Linked DNA regions of Homo sapiens: region 1 is linked to region 2. Evidence: chromatin loops called from intact Hi-C (ENCODE). Cell type or tissue: MCF 10A. All regions are shown on one strand.

Region 1 (8,000 bases), 91 kb after region 2:
TATATGGTAGTGTACATATCCAACGCCCAGTAAATATTTGTTAAGTTTCCACACACTAGGAGATAAAGATACAATTATGTACAAAAGCAAGACATGATCCTTATTCTCACAGGACAAAGCTGGAGGCAGGCCTTTGCTGATGGAAGAGCCCAGCCACTTAACTGCCGTCTCCAAAATCATTTCTAACTACCAAACATACATACCCATAAGCCACAATGGCACAGTTTTGATTTACCTACTTTTCTCCAAGAACTGTTTATGCTCTCAGCCAGGGAGAAAAAACACGGCCCCACCATACAGCTAAAGCTCTCAGCCAACATGTTCTGCCACACCATCATGAGCCAATTCAATTCTGCTGCACTATGCTGAAGCTTCTCTTCTCACCATTTTTTTTGTGTTCTGGTCCATGGTTTTTACCCATTGTGGGTAACACTCATAATGGTTTGCAAAAGTTGTCTAGCAAAGGAAGAATCTGGCACATGATGCTAAAATGCCAATTTCCCAGATAAAAACCTACAGAACACAGAGCAAAGGCCAGCAGGCTTTTAGTCATTGGTGACCACTTCGGTGACTTAGAGAGCACATCATAAAAACTGCTGCAGCCTGGATGGACTGCCCTGCAGTTGTCAGAAATTGAGAGTATAATAGGCAAAGATGGATGCCTGACATGGCCTTGAGGACTTTGCCTGGAAGGGTGACTGCCAACATCTGAAGACTAGAACGCTGTGCTGCAGGGGCTCAAGTGTCATGACCTTGCATAGTGCTGACTCAGTGAGCACTTTCATTTCCAGGAACACATCCTGCACTAAACCAGGTATGCATTTCCATAATGACAAAACAAGGTAAATGTCCAAAAGAAATGAATGTGATGCCATGAGCCATGAAGATTAAAATGATGATATACACAAAGGGCTGAGCACAGTGCCTGGCAGTTAGTAAATGCTCAACAAACAGCAGGTGCTGTTAGCCTTCCTATTATCTCCCCTATTGAACTTTACTACAGAGCAGGAGCAATGTCCTATAGTTCTTTGTATTCCCAACTGGACTTCAGCCAGTGCAGGGCATGCAAAAGTACTAAAAAGATATCATCTCATTAATTCTACCAAGATTTTTCAGACACACAAAGCCTTTGGACTAAGTTGACTGATTCTCATCCTTACCAGTCATCTGCCTATTTGATCTCAGAACAATTCCTGGCTCTGCCTCTCCTCTGCTCTGCTCTGTATCAGAGAGAAAAGCATTTCTCATTCTCCTTTGACCTCTGGCTGCAGCAAGGCAGCTTTGTCCAGTGGGAGGCCCAGATGGAATGTTGGAAGGTAGAAAACCAGAAGCCAGGGCATTTCTCCCCAGCTTCCCCTGCTTTGAGGGGCACCTCAGCAGTGAGAGAGCAGTGCCATGCATCTCTTCCAGGGCCCCGGTTCCAAAGGACAGCATATCTGCGGTTCCAGCTCCTACCAGAAGGCCCTGGCTCCTGGCCTCTGGTATCATCACTGCCTCCTCCCGTGTGACCCCTAGCCCAGGGGTGGTAGCAATTTCTTGCTCCTCTCAGCTCTTTCATCTCCTGTGTAACCAATTCCCTGTATAAAATATTTTCCATTTAAAACACCTATTATGGGTCTGTTTTCCTGATTGGACCCTGACAGATACACCATCTAAAGAAGAATTTTTATACAACCATCCTATGGAGTACTCAGCAGCCATTAGAAACAATGATACATATCTAAACATACTGATGTATAAAGATGACTGAGGGTTATGGTGAAGAGAACCAGAAGACAGTGAAACAGTGTTATACCCAGAGAGCAGACGTTGAGAAGTATGCACATTTACACACTTAAAAAAAATGACTGGAGAAATATACATAACATTTTGACTGTGGTTATCTCCAGGTGGTGAGATGCTGGATTTTTTCCCCCTTCTTTGTGCTTTTCTAAAGAATTTGATTATTCTGTAATGAGTAGGAATTGCTTTAATATCAGAACAAAAAAAAATTTCCCATTGCATTTTGGGGAAAAAGTCATCTAAAAGTAGATAGATCTTCAGTGTGAAGTGAAGGATGCATACATCATTGCCATCTTTCTTTCTCCTCTGTAACACTGAGAGACTCCCAAGGGGAACAGCTTTCCAAACTGGTTCCTGGCACAAGGAGAGGGGCAGCAGAGAGCCCATAAGAAAACTGTATGGATAAGGAGAAGGGCAAAGAGTTCCTGGAATTCCTGCTCAGGGTCCCAGGTGCCAGGCACCTCCTCTGTGGGCTCCTCTTGGCCGCCCCAGCCTGGTCTCCAGGCCTTTGTCCTCACCACCTGTTTCAGGAGCCCACTCCAGCTCCCTAGGAACCAAACCAAACCTCCCCTCCTCCTGAAGCCTTGCCCACTTTCTCAGCCAGGCATTGTTATTCTCCACCCAGTGCCTGCTCCTTTCCTCTTGGGACATGCACTAAACACATCCTATGTGTCTGATGAGTACATTGATCCTCTGTCATGGGTTGAGTGCGCTATAACCTGATTCTCACTCACTGTAATTATCTGTTAATAACAAACTCAAAAATGAGCCCAAATCCTGGTCCTGCCACTTAAAATCTGTGTTTCTATGTGTGCAGATTACTTATCTTCGCTGAGCTCTAAGTTAAGGCTACAGAGACTTATCACATAGAATGATCCTGAGGATTAAATAAGAAAATGCATGTGAAGCATCTAGTATCATGCCTCCCAAGTAGGAGGTGCTCAAACAGTGAGTACCCCCCATTCAATTTATAGTTTCTACTTTTCCAAGAGGGTCTGACATATCACATGTCATAGGCATTCTATAAATAGTTGTTACTTAATGTCTCTTTTTCCACATATACATCATTAATCTAGTTACCGAGGAACCTTCACTCAAAATTGCTTGCCTCTTTGTACAATAACCCCAGAGGCACAAAAGCCTAAAGAGAGCATAGACTTTCAAGCCAGGATCCTGTGATTCTTCCAATTCAGGTGGCACCACTCACTAGCTGTGTGTCTCAGCCAAGTTACTGAACCTCTCTGAGCCAGTTCTGTAGAATGGAAAAGACATTACCTTCTTCAAAAGGAGTCTTAAAAGGATTAAATGAGAAAACGTAGGCGCAAAGTGCTTAACACAGCTCCCAGCATGGGCAGTCTCTATAAATAGAAGTTCCTGTCTCTCCCATTTAAATGAATGGCACCAAGCTTTTCTGAGCTCAGGAAAAAAGTAAGCAGACCTCGCTGTAATTATAAACACCACAGCATAATGGCATCCAGGTGGAACCATGCTAGTGTCATCCTCATTTAAGAATTTTATATCGTCTACTGAGTTATTAGCTATAAGAAGCCATTCCCCAGAGGAGACTACAGTTGAAATAATTGTTTTGAAGAAAGTAGGGTGGATCAACATGCCAGAATCATTAATCATCAAAACAGCAACATATACTTGATGAGCTGGCCTCTGTGGAACTTGCTTTCTGTGACGAAAGGAGAATTTGCACAAAAATCTCCAGCCCTGTCATCCAACAACTCTTTGGCATTTTTCCTATATCTGCCCTGTTCCACTCAAACAAAGTGGGAATCTGCATCTGAAAATGACAGTTCCAATGGAGGATGGACCTCATCATTAATTGCTGCAAAGCTGCAAGGGTTTAATGGGTTTATTAATGAATTAATAATTTGGAGAACACTTACTGGCTATTTTCTACTGAATAACATCCATGTAAAACTGCAAAAGCCACCCAGGAAATGAGAAACTATGATGCTGAACAGAAGAAAAAGCTACCTCCCCCAGATGCAGGTAACACACAGCTTTAAAATCAATTTGACCCTCATGACAAAGGAACAGAAGGACTGCTCAATTCCCTAACACAGGCACCCTCTGTGAGGGAACAGGCCTTGGGGAACCCTTCTCTCATTCAAGAGCAAACCTCCGGAAGGCCAGTCTGAAAATCTATGTGTTTTCCTCTTAAAAAGCACATTTCCAAATGGGTACTAGGATCTCAGGCCACAAGGTAGAGCCTCTGAGTGTTGGTTTAACAAACAGAGATAATCCAAAAGGGATAAATTCAAAGTCATCTCTTTTCCCCATTGGCTTCAGAATGTCATGGTTTAATTTTAACCAGAACAAAAGCACTGATCCCAGAAAAAAAAAGATGAATCTTCTGGATACCTACTATGTGCTAAGCACCTCCCTACATTCTCTTGTTGAGGGGTGGGAAGGAGGGTGACTGCAAATTTCTGTCTGTTCCTGAGCCACCATGCTAATGTTTGGTTTTCAATCTGGACCGCATATTAAAACCACCTGGGGAGTATTAAAACATACCACTGTCTTGGATACCTTACAAATGTTCTTCTTCCATAAATAATTACAACAAGCATATATAACAGATAAGGATATTCCCACTCTGTTAAACCTCAGTTTCTTCATCTGCAAGCATAAGTAATGTGTCCAACATAATTTTAAATAATTTCAAACTATCTACTCCGCTCTTTTCCTTCAGTCTAATCTTTACACACACATAAGCACATGTGTACACTTTTATTGACTTTTCTCCTTTTGATAAATATCATGTATACTCTGAAAAATATATAAATATGTAAAAATTTTAAAATAATCACCTGAAAGCAGAACTCCCAGGAAGAATCACTGTTAACATTTTGATGTCTGCCTAGTCAGTCTTTTTGTATACTGTTTTTTAATTATGAAAGAATAGGATAAGTCTGTACCCAGTCTTTTGTAACCTGCTTTTTACACTTAATAAAGCATGAACTTTGCTTCATATCATTAAATATTCTACAGCATCATTTTAGTGGCTGCCTAGCATCGCAGTGTATGCCTGTGCCCTAATTTACTTAGCTCGCCTGAATTAATTAGGCTTTACTGTCTGACAAAAGTTAGTCTTCCATTTCTATCCCCAAACTAGAAAAATCAGGTACCCAGGTATTTGAAAATGTGGAGACACTTTCATTGCTTGGCACGTAGCTCCATTAATATGCCAATTCTTTCGGGTACTTCTTTTTCAAAGAGATCCTAGTCACATCTCATTTCAATAAATGCCTGGAAACCCCCTAGGGGATGGCTCAATATTCAAACTCAACTCCCTTAAATCCCTAGCAGCAGAGCTGGCCTGAAAGAGCTTACCATGCCTGGTCCCAGGCAGCCTGCTGTCAGGAGAGGTGGAGAGGGAAGGAATGTCACAGGTTCCAGACTCCAGGGTCTGGCCTAGTCTTGGGACCTCAGAGGGTCATGGATCTGCTTGATCTCATCCCCACAGCACTCAAATGAGAGAGACCTCCTCCAGGAGGGTTGGAGAATAAAGCAAAAAATTGCTGAGGCCTTCAGGAAAACCATGCCATAAACAGTCAAAACCCTTTGTCACCACACTGGTGAGGAAGGACCAGAATTTTGGTTGTTTTTTTTAAATTTTTTGTTGTTGTTGTTTTCTCTTAATTTAAATTCAGATGCTGGGTTACGAATTATATTATTCCAAGAAGTGCCAATGCAGGAGCCCACAGCTGTCAGGAATCTGGGGTGGTTTAGGTTGGAATGTGTGCTCTTTCAGGAGCAGCAGGCCCATCCTTCAAGCACACAGCGAGTAGGGTACAGTGGATAGGGTACAGTGGACAGGAAAGCACCCACAGGGGCTGTGTATAGAGGTTCTGAAAAGAGATGCTCTCTCTGCCCCAAAATCCTACTTCTATCTCTCTCCCATCATCCCCATCCAGTAAATTGTCCACTTGCAGGAGATTCCTTTGTGTTAGGAGGACTTCTCTGAAGACTAAATGCTACTGGAGGAGGAATGCCCACTTCTGTGTAGATCTGAAGGATGACAGCTACCATCAGGCCACAGTCAACCAGGGACAGGCCCATTTTCCTACTGGCAGGTAAACATGAATCCCAACCAGGAGTATCCTGGGTTGCTGTCTTCCCCGTGCAGCTCCTACAGTAAAAGAAAGGCTAGACCCAGGAGAACACAATGCCACCTACTTGGGGTAACAGAGGGTGGGGTTAAGTTACCTGGACCAAAATGTGTCCCTACCATCCATTCCCAAAAGTGCCTGAAATTCCCACAGTTAGAGTCTCTCCTAAAAGCCCAGTGGAGATGTGTGTGTTTTAATAAACATAAAGCATTATACTTTTGGAGCAACACATAAGCCAGTCCCTGCTATACTCATTAATTCTATTAGCCTTATTGATAGGACACTACAATCATTTAGTTGGAAGTAGGGATGAGGTATGGGCACACAGAAGAGCCAGACATTGACAGGACAAAAAGATTAAAGAGAAGAAAAGTAAAGCCCAGCATTTTGCTTCAGAAAGTGTCTTACCTGCTGCAAGGGGTGGTCTCAGGAAATCATCAGGGCACAGGCCGGGCACCTGTGACACCCACCCAAAACAAGGACACCAGCAGCCTCAGAAGGGATCCATAGGAGAGTCACAGGCTCCAGCCTGCCTCCTACCTCCTCTTAAAATGAACCTGACCCCATTCTTCTAAGCTCCCAGAACATATTGCTACTTTGCACAAATATAGATGCTCTGGGGAAAACAATCATCCAAGTCTATCCAAGCTACAACCCACTGCTTGGCCAGGAGGCCACCCTACCCTACCCAGCTGCTGCCTATAGTTCTTCCAGAGCTCCTTGGACCAAGGGCATTTACAAAAGGGTTGCATTCATGCATGACAGGAAAAGGAACCATTTTCCTACCTAGCTCTTTCTGATCATATACTGCAAGGCTCCACATCCTGGGGGAAATGAAGAACCCCTTTATAAATGCTTCCCACAGAAGAGAGCAGCAGCAGAACTGACATACGCTCACAACAGGGAGATAAGGAGACTCTGGCTAGAGCCTGCTTTTTGTGTTCCCAGATGGTCCTGCACCACACCCACCTGCAGACATCCAAGCTCTCCTCCCATCGTCCTCTCAGAGCTCCTTGTCTCTAGATCATCTCAATTCAGTTTGGCCTCAAGCTCTGAGCTCTACCCCTTAGGCTTTCCTGCCCAGGGGCTTTATCCCAGTTAACCCTCCATTTCTCCCCAGCCCCTCCCCAGCCTGACAGTCTCTGAGGACAAGCAGTGCCCATCTCATTTCCTTTTCTTGGCTCATTTTAATTAACAAGGCAACCAGGCACATCACTGCTCATCAGTGAATAAGGACCAGAAAACATCATTCTCTCACATGATACTGGGACAATTCTTACTTTCTAATACCAGTTCAAAGGCCTCCAAACTCCAGCCTCACAAACGCTACCATCTCTGCACTCTAGTATCTCCACCAGCTTCTGTGGGCTTGATTTAGAAGTGACACATGATTCCACAGAAGGAAGACAGGACTTGGCACATAACAAACCTGTACTGCAACCCCAGTTCTTCCAATGACAAGCTTTCTGAGTCTCATTTTCCTCACCTGTACAACAGAGATAATAAAACCTGCTTTGGGGATTTTCAAAAAATTAATTAGAAATGCCATCTATAAAGCACCCAGCAGAGTGCCAGGAACACACACTCTGTTCTCTATGAAAAGTAGCCAGTATCAGTATTTGTCACCTGTCTATTGTTTATCCACAGCTACAGTCCTTAGCTATCGGTTTACTGCCTGGCTCTATTTAAAAGGACATATGGGATCCTGCCATATTTAAAGGTTTTAGAGTGCATGGACCACGTTTTCCATGTTCTCTTTACTCCTCCACTGCCTCTCATCCTGAGCTCAGCACCAGCACCAAGCAGGTGCTCCATAAATTAGGCTCTCAGGACAACCCCAGCCAGTTCCATGTCTTTAATTGGCTTTACTGAGATAGTAGTGTTTAAAACTGTCTGTCCACCTACATGCACCAGCTCAGTCTCAATACCCAGCAGAAATGAGTTGTCTTCAGGAACATTTGAAAGAGTGGCTGTATGCACCAAAGTCAGCTTCAGTATGCACCAAATCCTGTAGCTTCTCTAAAATAGGAACCCTCACCTGTCTGCTTACCCCTGCCAATCCCGACAGGTCCCTACTCTTCTCTGATAGGGAAA
Region 2 (8,000 bases):
AAAGTCAAAGCCTGGCCCCTCTTTTACAGAAGCAAATGATCCAGGGGGCATACCAAATGTCCAATGAAAGGATGGCTCATCATGTAATGCTCCCTATGACATGAGTTCTGAAGAGAGTAAGGATGATCAGGCAATCCATGGCATGGCAGGGAAAGGGGGCACTGAGGTAGACCCTAAATGACAGGAGGGACTCAGACAGAATGGGTGACACATTCAGCAGGTGAAGGCTGTCTTGAGGAGGGGTCTCAAGATAATCAAATGAGATGCTTGTATATGGCCCTGCAGAGCTTTGGGCACAAAGAAAGCATGCAAGAAACATTAGCTGTTATGGCTCATTCAGTTCAACATCCAGACATTTATAAAATACTCACCCAGGGCAGCCATTATGCTAGTGATAGCAAATACAAATTGTATAATATAGCAATGTTTCTTTCAAGGATCATAACAGTAAGGCCGGGTGCAGTGGCTCATGCCTGTAATCCCGGCACTTTCGGAGGCCAAGGCGGGTGGATCACTTGAGGTCAGGAGTTCAAGACCAGCCTGGCCAATGTTGTAAAACCCCATCTCTACTGAAAATACAAAAATTAGCCAGGTGTGGTGGTGCATGCCTGGAGTCCCAGATACTCAGGAGCCTGAGGTAGGGGAATCACTCAAACCAGGGAGGCAGAGACTGCAGTGAGCCAAGATCACACCACTGCACTGCAGCCTGGGTGATAGAGGAAGACTTCGTCTAAAAAAAAAGGGCTCATGCAATATGTTAGTAAAATAAGCAAGTATGAAATAAGAGCAAGGGAGATTAAAACACCACCCAACTCTACCTGGAGGAATCAGGGGTCGGGGGTGTGTTGTGAAACCATCACTCGGAAAGGCATAAAAGAGGTGATCTTTTGGCTGACTTTCAGGATAAGTAGGAAATCACAATGGAAAGAAGTGGCCAAAAGGCAAGGTTTTAAAATAGGCATAAGGCAGGAATTAGGAGGCTTGAGGACAAGGAGAGGAGCCCAGAGGCAGGAGGTGGGTTAGGAGGCAAGTTTCTGAAGGCCTAGGTTGGGAGAAGGGAGTGGAGAGCTCAGACTTGACACTGGGAACAGAGAACAAGACAGGGAGGCCCATGAGAAGCCACAAGGAATCAAGATAAACCAACAAAGACAACAAAACTCAGTTGACTGAAGAATTTCATTCATGTACTGGAGTCTCTTTTCAAACATAATGAATAAATAAACATGCTCCCAGTGACAAAGCAGCACTTTGCTTCTATCTAAATCACTCCCCAGAGCCCGTGGTTGTAGGAGCACTGAGAGAGCACCATCTCATCCAGCATTAACTCCTCTTCTTGCAGAGGCCCCTGTGCTGGGCAGCACTAAGCCAAGGGGAAAGAGACAGAGTTCAAGAATGTGCTGGAGTCTGAGAACAGGCCCCACTTTGCCTTGCCTCCACCCAGGGACACTGGACTAGAGCCTCCCCCACCACAGCCTCCGTTTCCCATCTGTAAAACATGGACTCTGCGATTGCTTCCAGCTCAAATGCTCTGATTCTAAAGATGGGATTTCCTCTTCAGGGATGGGATGTAACACGCCTCTGTGCTGCTTAGAGGTTGTCATCTACATCCAAATGTCGGTATCACACTGTGGTTTGAAATAAAAAACTGCTTGGCAAAGTCAGCCACTGTTACTGAAGTAAGTACTCACTGTACTTCTTATATTAGTAAGAACAGCTTGATAACATTTTTACTGATCATCTACTATGCAAAGTACTTAAAACGCCTGACTCAGTCATAGCAATCTTTTGTGGTAAGGACTACAACACTCTCCTTTTACTGATGAGGAAATTACAGCTCCGAGAAGCTAAGTAATGTATCCAAGGTATCGTGGTTAATAAGTGACAAGCGGGAATAGAAATCAGGCTGTGTGGCTCCAACCCTACTCCTATCCATTATACTGCACTATCTTACTTACCCAACCTTACCGCATCTATATTTCTACATAGGTATAGATGGTTAGAAGGAGAAGGAGAAGGAGATTTGGCAAGACCCAGCTCAGGATTGCCAACACTCACCCTTTCCTCCCCTAAGGCAGACATGGCTAATCAATTACAGAATTCTTCCCCACTGACTTGTGACCACAAATCCATTTCTGACTAATCAGAGTTCAAGATGAAGCTCGATCCTTTATCTTCATCTCTGGGATAATGGAATCCCATCAGAGGGGTGTAATTTGTTTAAGGAAGCACAGCTTGTTAGTGACAGGGTTGGAAGTAGAATCTTGGTCTCTTGACTTTCGGTCTAATGGGTTGATGGTAAGATCTCCCTATGCAAAGGACAGTGCCTTTTCTAACTGACCAGAGAGAAATAATAGAAGGTATACCAAAGATGACCACATCATCAGGTGCCAGAGGAGACTGCTCTAAATACAGCCCTAACACATGGTTCTTGGACATTGCAAGTTATCCAATTAATGACAACTGTAAAACAGCATTCCTGCTTTGTTCTGATTGAAATGAACAATTTGTAAAGCTGAGAAATTAACTTCCTTTCAAGGTAACAAATATTTGAAGTTGGAATCCCAGAAAACTTGTGAATTAAGCAAAAGAACAACAATGCCACTTATTTAATCCTTCTGGAAAGACTAGATTTTATTCACGCTTTGCTGGGAAAATTGACAAGTTGTATGACTCAGCTACATCAAACAAATGAGCCACTGGTCTCATTCCTGAGACACAGCAGAAGCAAGCTGCCAGAATTGAGTCCTATAGTAGCTAGTCAGATTCTTCCCCTACATTTAAGGTGTACAACAAGCACAGGTGGTCCCAAACCTGCCCAAGGAGGAGCTCCTTCTCATCAGACCACCATACCAGACAATACCACCAAAGGTAACTAGCTGCCAGGTACCTGGGCAGAGGCGGCATGGTGATATGAAAGAAAATCATCAACAAGGAAAAAAGCAGTGCCCAGGCTGGCTCCAAGCAGGCTGAAGTGGGACAGACAAAATGCAGGGTCCCCACCAAGGCACTCCTTTGTTGTAAGACCTGCAAGGGGGAACCTTAAGGAGGCATATGAGAAGAAACCTGTTTTATACAAAGCTCTCTTCCCTAGGATCTCACCTGGAATCTCTCCAAATAGATGACGGCTGCCAAATCTGCACACAGGAAATGCTAGCATCACCCTCTTAATTTGTCTAGTAGCCTTTTACACAAATACACTGTGTTCTTTGTGTGAACCTGAATTAATGATGCTAAGATGACAAAAATCACTCATTTAAAATTATTTGCAGAGTGGTAAGTAAGCAGGATTCTGGCAGTGGGTGTCAAAAGATCCTTTCATTAAATGTTAACTCTTCCTTGTGAGAGGTGGAGTTCAGTGGAGGCAGAGGGATTGGAAAAAGTAAGAGTATCCCAACACTTAGCAGGTCCTGCCCTGGGGAAAGCCAGACATCTCCGCTGCTAGAATGGGCCTAATGAGCCAGGAATTGGCATTGCTGCAAATATGTTTCTTTATAAAAGGGGATTCATTATTCCAGGACTCGCATTTCTGAATTCATGAAGGTAAAATTACAGCAATTAAGAATCATGCCTTTTTTTCTCCAAATGAATAGAAGCTCAAAATACCACCAAACAAAACTCCAGGTCAAATTTCATGAGAAAGTATACCTTATTGCCAGAAAACACACAGATGTGTGAAGAAACAATAACTGGCATAGTGCCTTTGCCCAATGTTCTAGAGCTCATCATGATCAAAGTATTCACTGAACATATGTCTGTCCAGGCTGTGTTGAGTGCTTAGGAAGCTGAGGTCTTGGCCCTGGCTGGGCCCCTAGTCTACTTCACTGAAGATAACCTAGGTGGCTATTTTTCCTGGAGAGACATGATGATTTTATAGGGCCTCCATGGTGTCTTTTAGAGCTGCTTTGCCTCCTTAGAGTGAGCAGGTCCTGAAGAAGTAATTAGAAAATGTGAACCTTTCTAGAGCCATGGCCTTCAGGATTCTCTTGATCTAGTCTCTAAGCCCTGGGCAACCCATCCAGTACTCCATCTGCCCCAGAAGTAGATTCTGAAAGAATAGCCCAGGGTATCTAGACACCATGCCCTCCATCTAGTGGGGGTCAGTTGCATCTCCTGACCCAGGAGGGTGGTGTTTCTAGATAGAGCAACAAGAACCCATGTTTCAGAGGGAGGAAGATGGGGAGCACAGAGACAGAGCAGTGCAGAACAAAATCAAATGACCTCAAAATCATGTCCTCCACATCCCATATTGACAACTCCTCATTTCCAAAAGCACCATTTTGGTTAAATCTGTGGAAAAAGAAAACAACCTTCTCTCATTTTGGGGGGCATGTACATAACTAATCCTTTCACTTGAGTCGCCCTGCCTGGCAGTGCCCCCCAGGATGCATTTTGAGTCACTCTCTATAGCACCTGGCTGTGAAGCCATGAATGGATCATCATTTTCTAAGTATTATCACACGCAAGGAACTGTACTTTACATGGATTTAGATTACTTAATCCTCAAAGAGCCCTGTGAGGTTGTTTGTATTTTACCCCACTTTATAGAGGAACAAACCACATCACATAGGATGTAATAATTTGGCCCACATCACCCAGGTCTGACTCCTGAGTCTAGTCTCCTAACCACTATGAACTCCACTGCCCTCTAGTGTAATTGTTGGGTTTCTCTAAACAGTGAGGACACTAAGGACAAGGACTGAGTCACAGTCATCTGTTTCGTCAGCACCTTAGATAGGAATCACTGCTCAGCAGGCACTGAGCAAATGGTCACTAAGAGGCTGTGTCAGCGAATAGGTAGGTGAGTGAGTGAATAAGTGAAGGTTGCTAGTCTCCATACTGAATCCTCAGCCTTTCTCGGGCACACACATGGTTCCAGAGCAGAAAATGTTAACATTCTAAAGAAAGTCTAGTGAAAAAGTCCCCCAACTTTTATTAAGATGTGTGACTTTATATCCATGTTTTCAAAGCATCTTTGCAATTATTCTTAGAATCACTCATTTAACACTCCAGCACAGTAAGCCAACAGCCACAGAAACGTGGCCAGCAGAAATATATCTGCTTAAATAGGTGTGTCTCACTTTGAGAAAAACTGGAATATAAAAACCCAAATATCTATGTAGAAACATAAATGGGGGAGGCATTCCAATTTTAAAAGGATTCACAAGTTTCCTCTAAATAGCCTGTTGCCTTGGAAATTTCCATTTTAAATGTCTGATTTTGGCACCTTCCAAAAATTCCATCTTTTAAATGTCTGTCCATCCTAAGGTAAATGACCAATGAGTTATAGTTACTAAGAAAAGCACATGGCTTCATGTTATAAAAGTCCAGGCCCATTTCAGAAACTGCCATGTGCATCCAGCTGCAAAAAAGCACTCGAAGAGACAGCACTCCTAACCCCCCTAAAATGAAAATTATTACAAGGCAATATATATGACACACAGAGGTCTTGTTTCAAGGAATCTGTCCCAACAAAGCAAATAAAAAATTCAACAGATCTATATGTTATGAGGGTGGTTGCCTCATCTCCGGGTGTCGAAAACAGCATGAAATTCCTAATAACCGAGACCTTTACACAACATCTTCGATGAGATATTTTCAGTTTCAGTCAATGACTGAGATGACAATAGATTCCAATTTTAGGAACTTAACTGTATTATTACAGCCATGAGGGTCCAAATATCAGAACCATTCATTATGATATGTGTTTAGACTGTAACTAAGTTCATTTTCTTGGCATGAATATTCATTATTTTTCTTTAATTGTTAAAATAAAAGTAAGTGTGAATGTCAATCTTCTCTTCCAAGAAAATTAGCATCTGAAATATTTCTGTGGAGAAACAAGGCAATAATGAAAATGATGAATGAATACTTCTCCTTCTGGGAATGTACACAACCAGTTATTCCTCCCACAGCATCTCAGGGAAGCAGCGCCCACCCTCCACAGGGCTCAGGCACTGGGTTTGTTTCTGTCTGATGAGAAAGCCTTGATCAGACTCCATCTGAAAAGGTCTTCCTGGTATCTGGCTTCTTTAACACACCAATTGTCATGCTTTTATTACTATTCCCATCACAGAGGACAGCATGAAGCCTCGAGTTTTCTTGTTTTATTTAAGGTACTCAAAACTCTGGCTTTTATCATGTCACATACATACGCCATCAGGAGAGAGGACAAAGCAGCTGCAGAGTATCAAGGGATCTAAAAACACACAGGCTGCCTGGGCAAATCCAGAGTACACTAAGAAGATCTGTTTAAGTGCTTCTATTTGATTCCCGCCCCCACTTCAGAGTAGGTGGGGGGAACCTCTCTTTGGGTAAGGCCAAGCAAAATACTCTCAGGGGCTCTGTCACCAAACAGTTCAGTTTCAGTATCAGAGCTTAAGTGGGAACAAAGGCTAACACCAGTAGCTAATAAGAGCATTTAGTAAATTTGTACATTTGCTTTCTGTGTATACATAGATCATCAGGGATAATTATCTATAGGTTTAAATAAGACCCTCAATTAAAGCATTACCTCTCCTGGATAATCAGACTCTTAAAAGAAGAGCACAGATTTAATACAACTATAAGAGGGAGACCCCCTTCACATATCTGTCAAGTGGTTAGCCAACATTTGTTTGGCCTCTACTGAAAAAGAAAAAAAGACAATGAAATTCTAAAAACAGGTGCTTGAAAACAGCAAGCACATCATTTATGTGTGGGTTTAATCACTTTCATGAAGACAGACATCCTAGGTAAGTCAAATTCATTCAACACAAATTAATTGAGCACCTACTGTGCTCCATGTACTCCTTTTGACACTAGGTCTGGAATGTGCTTTCTCAAAGGGGGCCACACTGTCCCTCAAGGGAGTGAAAACTGGTTTTTGAGGGATGAAAACAAAATCTTACACTTCTTTTTACATATAAAGCACAGATAGACAAATAGCATCTAAACAGATACACAGTATATTGGTGGCTTTAAATTTCAGAAAGGGGAGAGGCAATTAGGAAAAAAAAATTTAAGTCTTCTTAGGGAAGTGATAATGAAAAAAACTGTTGAGACACGCTGATCTAGAATGGCAAAACTCCCTACTCTTACGGAGCTAATAGTCTACCAGTGACATACAGATGATAAACAAGTATCCATGCTATGGCAAAAATAAAGCAGGGAAAGGAGATAACAACTGGGCAGGAAGAGACTGAGGATGGAGACAGGAACAGACCACCATTTCCATCAATTAATTTGTCACTTTTCTCCCAATCATGATATGAGAAAAATGAACTTTTGATGACAAATTAAAGGGGTAGCCCCTATAATCCAAGGCAGCCCTGTACATAATGTGCTATAACATGAAAAAAAAAAAAAGTAAAAAGCATGACAATGAAACAACAGGTGTAGCTATGGGGGATTGTCTGTTCTCTACGTATTAAAAACAGCATGAAATTCCTAATAACTCAGCTTTTGAAATATCATCTTAGATGACACATTTTCAGCACTTCATTTGTGCCCTTTATTTTCCTCTTTCCTCACAATTGACTACGTAGTTGGCTGTCTTAATTCCAGGGACCATCCATCTGAGACTAATGATTCACCATTTGGGGCCTGCTTAATGACTCCCAATGTTATCTCCACATTTGTGAGACCCAGGTTTCAACACATATTTTCAACAATGAGATGAAATTATTCTCATTTTATCACATGTTGATAAAATAATGAGCAAAAACATGTTCTAAATGTTCAAAAAATTGCTCAAACATGTAAGGTTGTACAAGCAAAGGTGATGGTCTTGCCAAAAACATGAACCGTTAGCTGACATGCCCTGCCAGAGTTCAGAATGTCTGCCTACTCAGGAACATCTGAAAAAAAAATATAAAGCTAGTGGACAAAAGGGTCATTTGTGGGCATCAGTTCATAATGTACAAAATAAAGTTTATGAAAAAGTTAAATCTGAAAAAGTTGGAATCACCTTAGTGCACGCACCTACTAAATAATAAGAGAATGGTTAAGAGTCATTTCTTGAA

The links. A loop is a pair of places that touch in the nucleus more often than their neighbours do. Peaks named below come from ENCODE experiments on the same cell type or tissue, not always from the same donor. Only the 100,000 strongest peaks of a DNase experiment are listed, where the experiment ranks them.
Region 1: a loop joins it to region 2, with 3 times the contacts of the local background. A loop is called at or near these places in 3 of 110 quality-filtered maps.

Annotation. Positions count from the first base shown.
Region 1 is chr5:137,307,114-137,315,113 of GRCh38, forward strand. The region is part of intron 2 of SPOCK1 (SPARC (osteonectin), cwcv and kazal like domains proteoglycan 1); the gene reads right to left. Among named protein-coding and RNA genes, the nearest start is that of SPOCK1, 190 kb to the right of the region's middle. In MCF 10A, no CTCF peak of the experiment used is centred here; a DNase peak (open chromatin) is centred at 3,438.
Region 2 is chr5:137,215,978-137,223,977 of GRCh38, forward strand. All of the region lies in intron 3 of SPOCK1 (SPARC (osteonectin), cwcv and kazal like domains proteoglycan 1), which reads right to left. Among named protein-coding and RNA genes, the nearest start is that of SPOCK1, 280 kb to the right of the region's middle. RefSeq lists a silencer at 4,621-4,770. In MCF 10A, a CTCF peak has its summit at 4,655 (motif pointing left); DNase peaks (open chromatin) are centred at 2,694 and 4,674.